2 separate regions of the Homo sapiens genome follow, and region 2 is linked to region 1. A link is a contact called in ENCODE Hi-C or POLR2A ChIA-PET data. All regions are on one chromosome and are shown on one strand. The core of a region is the stretch at or near the end of the contact, and the rest is flanking DNA. Distances in the headings are between cores, read along the strand shown.

What was found. Hi-C counts contacts between places; a loop is a spot of excess contacts on that map. ChIA-PET counts read pairs that join two places held with the same protein, here RNA polymerase II (POLR2A). Pooled maps may share reads with other maps.
Region 2: a pooled map shows a loop between it and region 1 (8-fold over the local background). The contact joins two enhancer-like sites. A Hi-C loop is called at or near these places in 6 of 50 pooled maps. POLR2A ChIA-PET finds 5 or more read pairs at or near these places in 3 of 52 experiments (BJ, H1 and HCT116).

What each region holds. Positions count from the first base shown.
Region 1 is chr1:94,044,446-94,047,134 of GRCh38, reverse strand. ABCA4 (ATP binding cassette subfamily A member 4) reads left to right here. Exons shown (of 50, transcript NM_000350.3): 19 at 42-216; 20 at 2,391-2,522. Among named protein-coding and RNA genes, the nearest start is that of ABCA4, 75 kb to the left of the region's middle. RefSeq lists an enhancer at 2,277-2,689. Within about 2 kb of position 1,439, at least 28 of the 41 ENCODE cell types and tissues checked have a DNase peak (open chromatin) inside an H3K27ac peak, as active enhancers do; they include HCT116, where a contact is called at or near this core.
Region 2 is chr1:94,298,088-94,304,344 of GRCh38, reverse strand. The region is part of intron 2 of ARHGAP29-AS1 (ARHGAP29 antisense RNA 1); the gene reads right to left. It also overlaps a transcript of ARHGAP29 not described here and the pseudogene GAPDHP29. Among named protein-coding and RNA genes, the nearest start is that of ARHGAP29-AS1, 53 kb to the right of the region's middle. Within about 2 kb of position 3,989, at least 9 of the 41 ENCODE cell types and tissues checked have a DNase peak (open chromatin) inside an H3K27ac peak, as active enhancers do; they include HCT116, where a contact is called at or near this core.

The sequences.
Region 1 (2,689 bases), core at 190-2,689:
AGGCATTATGTTTACATCATGTTCATTTTTTTTCCTCCAAGACTCCTTCTTTGAACGTGAGCATCCAGGGTGGGTTCCTGGGGTATGCGTGAAGAATCTGGTAAAGATTTTTGAGCCCTGTGGCCGGCCAGCTGTGGACCGTCTGAACATCACCTTCTACGAGAACCAGATCACCGCATTCCTGGGCCACAATGGAGCTGGGAAAACCACCACCTTGTGAGTCTTCCAGCAGAGAAGCTGGCTGCCATGCTAGCCTGTCATTTCCTGGCTTAGTCTTTCCCTATCAGCGGCTGTCTACTCTTTCCCACAAATTTTAGTGACAAATATTTGCGGCCCCAAAAATGTGTAAAAGCTTTCTGCAGTATTCAAAGATCACTAATATGTATTCTCTTGATGGGGAGGTAGAATACGTTTATTGCCCCTTTTGTGTGCCGGGGAAGTGGACATTCATTCAGAGAGTTGAAGTGACTTTCCTGAAGCCACCAAGTTGTCATGGCTCAGCGGGGGCAAAAGCCAGGCACCACAGTTGCCTCTTGTTTCTCACACCTTGAGTCTTTCCCCCCATCTCAACAGTCCATGGTGGTGATCAAGTCATGGCCACTGTCATCATGTGCATGGAAGCTATAGAGTCCTCCTATTTCCTTTCTCTTTTCTTTTCTTTTTTTTTTTTTTTTTTTTTGAGATAGTAACCATTACCCATGCTGGAGGGCAGTGGTGCGATCTTGGCTCACTGCAACCTCCGCCTCCCAGGATCAAGCGATTCTCCCACCTCAGCCTCCCAAGTAGGTGGGACTACAGGTGCATACCACCATGCCCAGCTAATTTTTGTATTTTTTTTTTTTTTTTTTTTTTTTAGTACAGACAGGGTTTCACCATGTTGGCCAGGCTGGTCTCGAACTCCTGACCTCAGGTGATCTGCCCGCCTCAGCTTCCCAAAGTGCTGGGATTACAGGCGTGAGCGACCGCACCAGGCCGAGTCCTGCTATTTTCAAGGAACATTCCTTTTCCTACCAATCATTAGGCAGGCTTCAACATCAGCTGATGAGGGTTAGTGGTCGTTCTGGAGAAAGTGAAAAAAGAATCAGTCTCTAGAGGGGCTTGTGGAGTAACCGCCTGGTAACAGAAGGTCAGGGCAGGGAAGGCAAAGGGGCTCTGCGCGGATCTCTCAGCTCCGCAGGCGCCCCACTCTCCTCCAAGGGACCCGAGCGCCATCTGCTGAGAGGAGAACACGGCCCGCCATGGTTTCCCAAGGAGCAGCAGACACGGACCTCGCAGGGGGCAGCGAACCCACGTGACACAGTCTTCAAGTCCTTTGGAGAGCCCCAGGAAGGAACAACAGCGTGTACACCCTGTGATGGAATGTTCTCTAGGGCGGTTCAGTGTGAATGGAATGTGGGGCCGGTGCCATTCTAATTGGTTCTGTTTCCCTCTAGTGGTTGATCGCGGAGATTTCGGCTTCTCCATCAGGACAAGTTCAGATAGCCTGAGATGGTATCAGAACTCAGGGACAGAGCTGGGTGTGGCGGCCCTGCATCCATCTGCTTTCTCTCCATGCTAACTGATATGGTCAGAGAGCTGGAAGCAAATTCCAGGACCCCAGGGCTCCGCAAAGGCAAACACATTACTTCATCGGCTGCTGACATGCAACTTCCCCCAGGGGTTAAAACAATGTTTAATACTAACAGTAATAATATTTTTGAGTTTTACTTTATGCTGGCGCTGTTCTAATGTTGTAAGTGTATTAACTCATTTAAGCCTTACAACAACCTAAGGACATGGGAGTCATAGTTCCCATTTAAAAAAAAAAAAAAAAAAAGCCCACCATTGCTCTGAGGCTTTTTATGTTTTGGATCCAAAGCTAATATTGGTGGTGGTAATTCCCATGCCTGGCTTCGATCAATTAATCAGCAAATGCCTAGGACTGCTTAGGGTTCTGGCCTTCATCAAGACCTTACCCGGGCTTTATGATGATGACACCTGGCTTTTCAATAGCCATGACTGCTCACCCAGGAGGCAACGCCTCGAGTCATGCACCGAACACCTTTTATTGATCCTCTCCAACACCAGGCTCCGTGATGGCTGAGCTGGGGACACCTGTGACTGCACGTGAACATTTTGAGGCTGGGAATCCCAAAGGCCCTCGGCGTTGGCCTGGGAGCACCATGAAACAAGTAGAAGCAGAGAAGGATGGCAGAGGTGGCCCTCTGCATTAGGGCCTGGATGTATACACTGGTGCTAAGGGGGCCCCACAGCTAATAGGGGTTTGAGTTTGACTGACAGCCCCAGGCAGGAATCTGTGAGAGTTCTCACTGAACCTGGTGTGGGGGTGGCCCTCCTAAGGCATGTTGCTAAAGGCCATCTCTTCTGCCACTGACGCCTGTGTTCTGCAGGTCCATCCTGACGGGTCTGTTGCCACCAACCTCTGGGACTGTGCTCGTTGGGGGAAGGGACATTGAAACCAGCCTGGATGCAGTCCGGCAGAGCCTTGGCATGTGTCCACAGCACAACATCCTGTTCCACCAGTAAGCGACACAGGAACTGAGACCGCCCCATCCCCTCTCCTCACCTCTGCCCCCAGCACACTTCTCTAGAGCCCAGCTCAGGGGTGCCAGGCCTGGGCACAGGCAGAGATACAGACTCTTATTTGGTTTCCCCTATGTTTAAAGTCCTTTGTCCTACTTGCAGTGAG
Region 2 (6,257 bases), core at 2,740-5,239, 250 kb before region 1:
CACATAGTGCGATTCCATTTATACAAACCAATAAAAAATTAGCAGGACGTGGTAATACACACCTGTAGTCCCAGATACTCAGGAGGCTGAGGCCAGAGGATAGCTTTAGCCTGGGAAGTGGAGGCTGCAGTGAGCTGTGCTGGCGCCACTGCACTCCATCCAGCCTAGGAGACAGAGTGAGACCTTCTTCCCCCATCCCCCAAAAAAGGTGGGTAGAGTTTCAACAGTGTTCCAGCAGAATAACTAGCATATGCTACGAGCATAGAAAACACAAAACAAGGTAAAGCAGAGCCTTGACATCAAAATGAGGCTAGAAAAGTAACTGGGGTCAGACTGCAAAAAGAATTGTATCAGGAAAGGGCATTTGTGTTTTAGACCACAGGTAGATCCCTTAAGTTTTGTTAGGCAGAAGCTTAACATAATCAAAGCAATATTTAAAAATATTAGGCAGCGGTAGCTGGCAAGAAGAGTGCTGGGAAGTAACATGGCATAATAGAAAATAGCAGGGCCTTAGTACTTAAGCAGTGGGTTTGAGTCTGGTCTCACCACTTTCTAGCTGGGTGGGCTTGGACCACTTACTTAACCCCCAAATCTCCACTTACTCAACTATAAACATGAAGATAATAATATCTGTAGGGCTGTTATGAGAATAATATTTCATATTTATGAGCACTTACTATGTATTCACTCACACTGCACTAAATACTTTACATCTGTGGTCTCATTTAACCCTTATGTCACTTCCTTAAAAATTGTGGTAAAATATACATAACATAAAATTTACCATTTTAACCATTTTTAAGTGTATAGTTCAGGGGGTTTTAAGTATATTCACACTGTTGTGCAACCATCACCACCGTCCATCTCCAGAACACTTTCATCTTGCAAATCTGGAACTCGGTACCCATTAAACACTAACTGCCCATTCACCCCACTCCCCAGCCCCTAGCACCACCATTTCACTTTCTGTCTCTATGAAGTTCACTTCTCTGGGCATTTCACATAAGTTGCATTATGCAGTATTTGTCCTTTTGTGACTAGCATATTTCACTTAGCATAATGTCCTCAAGGCTCATCCATGTTATATCATATGTCAGAATTTCCTTCCTTTTTTTTTGGCTGGGTACACGGGAATTTATTAATGTTATCTGACAAGGTCAGGCTCCCTAGGTCCTTCCCTTTTCAGGGTGTCTGATGTAGAAACAATGAGGAAGGTTGATTCTCAGTGTGGTGGAGGACTGTGTGGCAGGGACTTCCCAGCAACTAAAGGCTTCTCTCTTCCTCTCATGCTGTTGTTGGGGCTGGTGGTCTGGGGGCTCTTACTTCTTGGAAGCCATGTGGATCATAAAGGTTATCACTTTGTTGCTGTAGCCAAATTCATTGTCATACCCGGAAACGAGCCTGACAAAGAGGCCGTTGAGGGCAATGCCAGCCCCAGTGTTGAAGGTGGAAGAGTGGGTGTCACTGTTAAAGTTGGAGGAGACAGCCTGGTGCTCAGTGTGGCCCACGATGCCCCCGATGGCCCCCTCCGATGCCGCTTCACCACCTCCTTGATGTCATCATATTTGGCTGGTTTCTCCAGAGAGCAGGTCAGGTCCATGACTGACACATTGGCAGTGGGTACATGGAAGGCCACACCACTGAGCTTCCTGTTCGGCTTGGGGATGACCTTGCCCACAGCCTTGGCAGCACCAGTAGACACATGCAGGGATGATGTAATGGAGAGCCCCATGGCCATCACACCACAGTTTCCCAGAGGGGCCATGAGAGTCTTCTGGGTAGCAGTGATGGCATGGACTGTGATGCTGAGTCGCTTCATGATGCCAGAGTTATTATGGATGACCTTGGCCAGGAGGTTAGGCAGCTGGTGGTGCAGGAGGCATTGCTGATGATCTTGAGGTTTTTATACTTCTTATGGCTCATGCCCATCACGAACGTGGGGGCATCAGCAGAGGGGGCAGAGGTAATGACCCTTTTGGCTCCACCCTCTAAGTGAGCCCCAGCCTTCTCCATGGTAGTGAAGATGCCAGTGGACTCCATAACATAATCAGCACCAGCGTCACCCTGTGTGATTTTGGTGGGATCTCCCTCCTGGAAGATGGTGATGGGATTTCCATTTTCAGCCTTGATGGTGCAGTGGAACTTGCTGTGGGTGGAATCATACTGGAACCATGTGATTCCATGGTAGACCATGTAGTTGAGGTCATTGATGGTGATGATATCCACTTTGCCAGAGTTAAAAGCAGCCGTGGTGACCAGGTGCCCAGTATGGCCAAATCCATTTACTCTGGCCTTCACTTTCATCATGGTGTTTCAGGGACATAGCTGGTGCCTCACTAAAGACTGGGCCATCTGTTGATGGGAGGAGCTGAGAGGCTGAATTTCCTTCCTCTTTAAGGCTGAGTAATATTCTACTGAATATTTTACATCACTGTTTTATCATGAGAAAACTGGACTTAGAGGGGTTAACTTATCCAAAATTAGAGAGAGAGAGTAAGAGAAAGAGCTAGGATTTGGGCCAAAGCAATCTGATTCCACAGTGCAGCCTCATTTCCCTTGTATATCCTGATGCATGTAGGTTAAGGGCCTAGCACTGCACCTGGATCAGGATGGCTGTTGCAGAAAGGCATTCTATTGTTTTTGATTATCCAGCACCTCTTCCACAGCTTATCTGGGTAACACAACTCCTCTTTTCCTTGAGGAGCTCTGTCTATGACTGTACCCTCATCCCCCCTGGCCACCATACAAGGGGCAGAAAGCTGAACATATTGCCCAGGTCAAGAAATCAGAGCCTTCCTTCCCTCCCCATTGCAGTGACAGATTCAGGAACGGTCACATGGGTGCAATCAGAGTCCTTCCTGGTGCTATGAGGAGATTGTGAGTCAGGAGTTGTAGGTGTTCATTTTAAAAACTTAGCAGGGAGATGGCAAGAAAGGTGGAGTCCTGAGCAATATCTGAGCCGCTGGATCTAGACACGTCTGAAGCCAGTTGTCCCTATCAACTTCCCTACAACGTGATTCCCCGTTTTTGCTTTTAAGCTAATTGGAATTGCATGTCTGGAACTTGCAAGAGAAAGAAACTGACTAATTCACTAGATCAAAAGGCCCTCATGGGAATGAAAAGGAAAAAACTAACAAGAGGTATTGTGAAGCTGTGTGATGTGAAAAAGAGGAAAACATCGAGAGTCTTTCTGTGGTTCAGATACCTGGTAACCAAGAATACTGCTATTACTGAGAAGGTGGAAGAAGTTGCTACTTTGGGTAGAGTTAAACGAGAAAGTTTCTGGTACTCCCAGGAGTCCAGACTACTAGTTAGCTTCCAAAGGTAAAATGCCCAATGTCACTTATGTCTGCTAAGCACTTCATCCTCTTCAGAATCTCAAACTCGTTAGTGTGTCCAAGGTCTGATTGGGATAGGGCTTTTGGACTCTGATCTTTATCCCCAACCCTGCTCAGTAACCTGGTATGAATTCTCCTTCCAAATATAATTTATTCATTAATCTGCTCATTCATTAATTGAACACAGGCTTGCTGAGTGCTTATGTGTATAGAGGACCTATATGCCAGGTATTAAGCCTATATGCCATAGTACCTATATGCCAGGTATTATGCCAGGTGCTAAGAACACAGTGATGAGAAAATAAATATGGTCCCCTATCTTCAAGAAGTTTGTAATCTAGTGGAGAAATCAGACATAGGATGGATTATCACCCACATGAATATAATTAAAAATTGTATTACATTCTATGAAGATAATAGAGATTAGTAAGAGGTATATGGGGGGATCTAATTCAGGCGGAGGAGAGTAGGATGATTAAGGGATAGCTTCTCTGGGAAAATAACATTCAAGCTAAGGTCAGGTCAGATGAGGTCAGCACTAAAATGAAAAAGAAAGGTGGAAACCAGAGGTGTTATTCTCACCCAACCATAAGAAACAAGTGATTCACCCACCAGGAATGTGAGACGGAGAGGCTTGAAACTGGTTTCTTTAAAGTGGAGCTACTTAGGGCTCTTAGAGCAGGGACTGGCAAATCAATTAAGTATTGTAGGAACCTCACTGCCTGTTGCCCAGTCACCTCTCTGTGACTCTGCTCATGTATTCATCCATTCACTCATGCATTCAAGAAATAGTTAAGGAATATCCACAAGTGAAGGGCATTGTACTAAATGATGAGGCTTCAGGAGAAGCAAGACAGCCTCCAGCCCAGCTCTCAGCAAGAAGGAAGAAGTACAGGTGGGCCCGCCTTCAGACAGCTCCAAGAGATGCCTAAGCCTTTCCCTTAGGGAATCTGCTGCACACTGGCATATGTGCATGTTTCATAAGACTTCTATCTCTGGGCCCCAATGCCTAACAGACTGGTACACTTTTTTTCTTTCATAATTCACAGAGTTAAATCTAGTTCTCCCAGTAGAGGCAAAGGTCCTCTCTACACATAAAGCTAAGAAAGAGATCACATGTGACAACATGGCAGGCTGACACCAAACACAGCGTGGCTGCCCAGTCCCTCCAGATAAACATAAGGAAAGGTCATCCAAACACAGGAAGACAGCCGCCCCCTTCCCTTTTCCTTTACCCCCTCCCCTTCCTCCCTCTGGCTCCCTTATCCCCAGAGGGTGGACCCAGCCTTTCCCAAAGTTTATTCTAAGAGCTCCAGGCTCCCACAGTGGAACGTGCTGTGGACATGGGAATACAACAGCCTAGCCAACAGGGAGAACCAAAAATATAAACTGAGATATTTAATAGATTTCTGTTCCCCCCCACCACCGAAAAAATTGTGGCAGAAATGTCTGGTACTACTGTTTTTACTGTCCTTGATATGTCAGCCCTTCCTAGAAGGTGGTCTTCTAAAGTTTATCGCATTTGTCAGCAAACACTTTGCAGAGAAAAGTTAAGCTCTTTCTTAGGATTTCTGTGCCACTCACATAATCCACTAAACAAATGCAATAAATTTTAGGGAACAAATTCCAAAAAGCCTTGTATTTCAAATGCCAGCGATGAGTTTAACAAGAGTACAAGTAACACTAAAACTGAAGGAAAAAAATTAGAAGGCTGAATTTCCTCTAAATTCAAGATTGGAATTTTGTAAATAATCAGGAATCCCAGAGTCCATAAATAGAAAGTCATTTTATCTTTTACTGACATACTGATCAAAACAGTGGTGAGAACATAAGCTTTGGATTTTACTTGCCACTTAGGAGAAAACAACATTAATACTGCAGGATTATGTACCTCGATGATTATAAACCAGCATTTGTGATGAAATGTGCAGTACTAATTTCAAAACAGACCCAGTGTTTGAAAGCAAAGCATAATGGTGACCTTTCTCATTAGCTGTTGCTCAAACAAAGATATGTTCCAGCAATATCCGATGCTTCCTTCCTGCCAGGGCCTCCACCCAATGCAATTTAAAACACTTGTGTTCTATCCAAACTAGAGCTGAGAATGTGGTGTTGTAGCTGAGCTTCAGTAGCATTGTGTTTATAGTTTATTATTACTTTCTAAGTTTTTTAATGTTTTGTTTTCATAAATTTATTGTCATGAGTTGGGTTTGCAAGATTAAGCATGTGAAACCATGTAAATGAACTCGTTATATATATATTTACTCTTCTACTTTTCCATCTTTCTATTTTTGTGACAAATAGCATTATAGGTCCTTAACCATAAGAACAGAAATGTATCTCATTTCTCTTTGGTGTTTTAATGAATATATTGCAGGCAAAAACAAAACCAAAAACAACTTTTAAGGATCACACCTATCTTGTTTTGTGTAAAATGCTATAAACCCAAACCTAAGGAAAGAATCTGAGAAACCAAAAGAGAGAAATTGAGAGACCACTTGAATACAGGTAATCCTCACGTCTCTAATGTCTAATGCTCTTGCAATCGTTAAAAGTTGAAAATAGTCAAAGCCAAGGCAATTTCCCATGGAACAATAAATAATGAAGAATTTAGATGCTGAACAAAGACCCAATGCTCAATCTCTATAGAAAGACCGTAAACACTTAGTACAGCTATAAATTATGTAGACCATTTATATTTTCTATAATGGGTACAATATTGTAATAGAAAAAAATTAAATGCACGTTACTTAAAATAATTTTGCCTCTTTATACTTCTGCAGTATAAAACTTTCTAAAGTATACGTACATAAGTTAGAAAGAGCTACATACTAATCAATCCCATGAAAGTGTATTCAGGATGGTACACTGTCACAATCTACAAGAACGACAAGTATTTAGAGTATCAATATTTGCCGC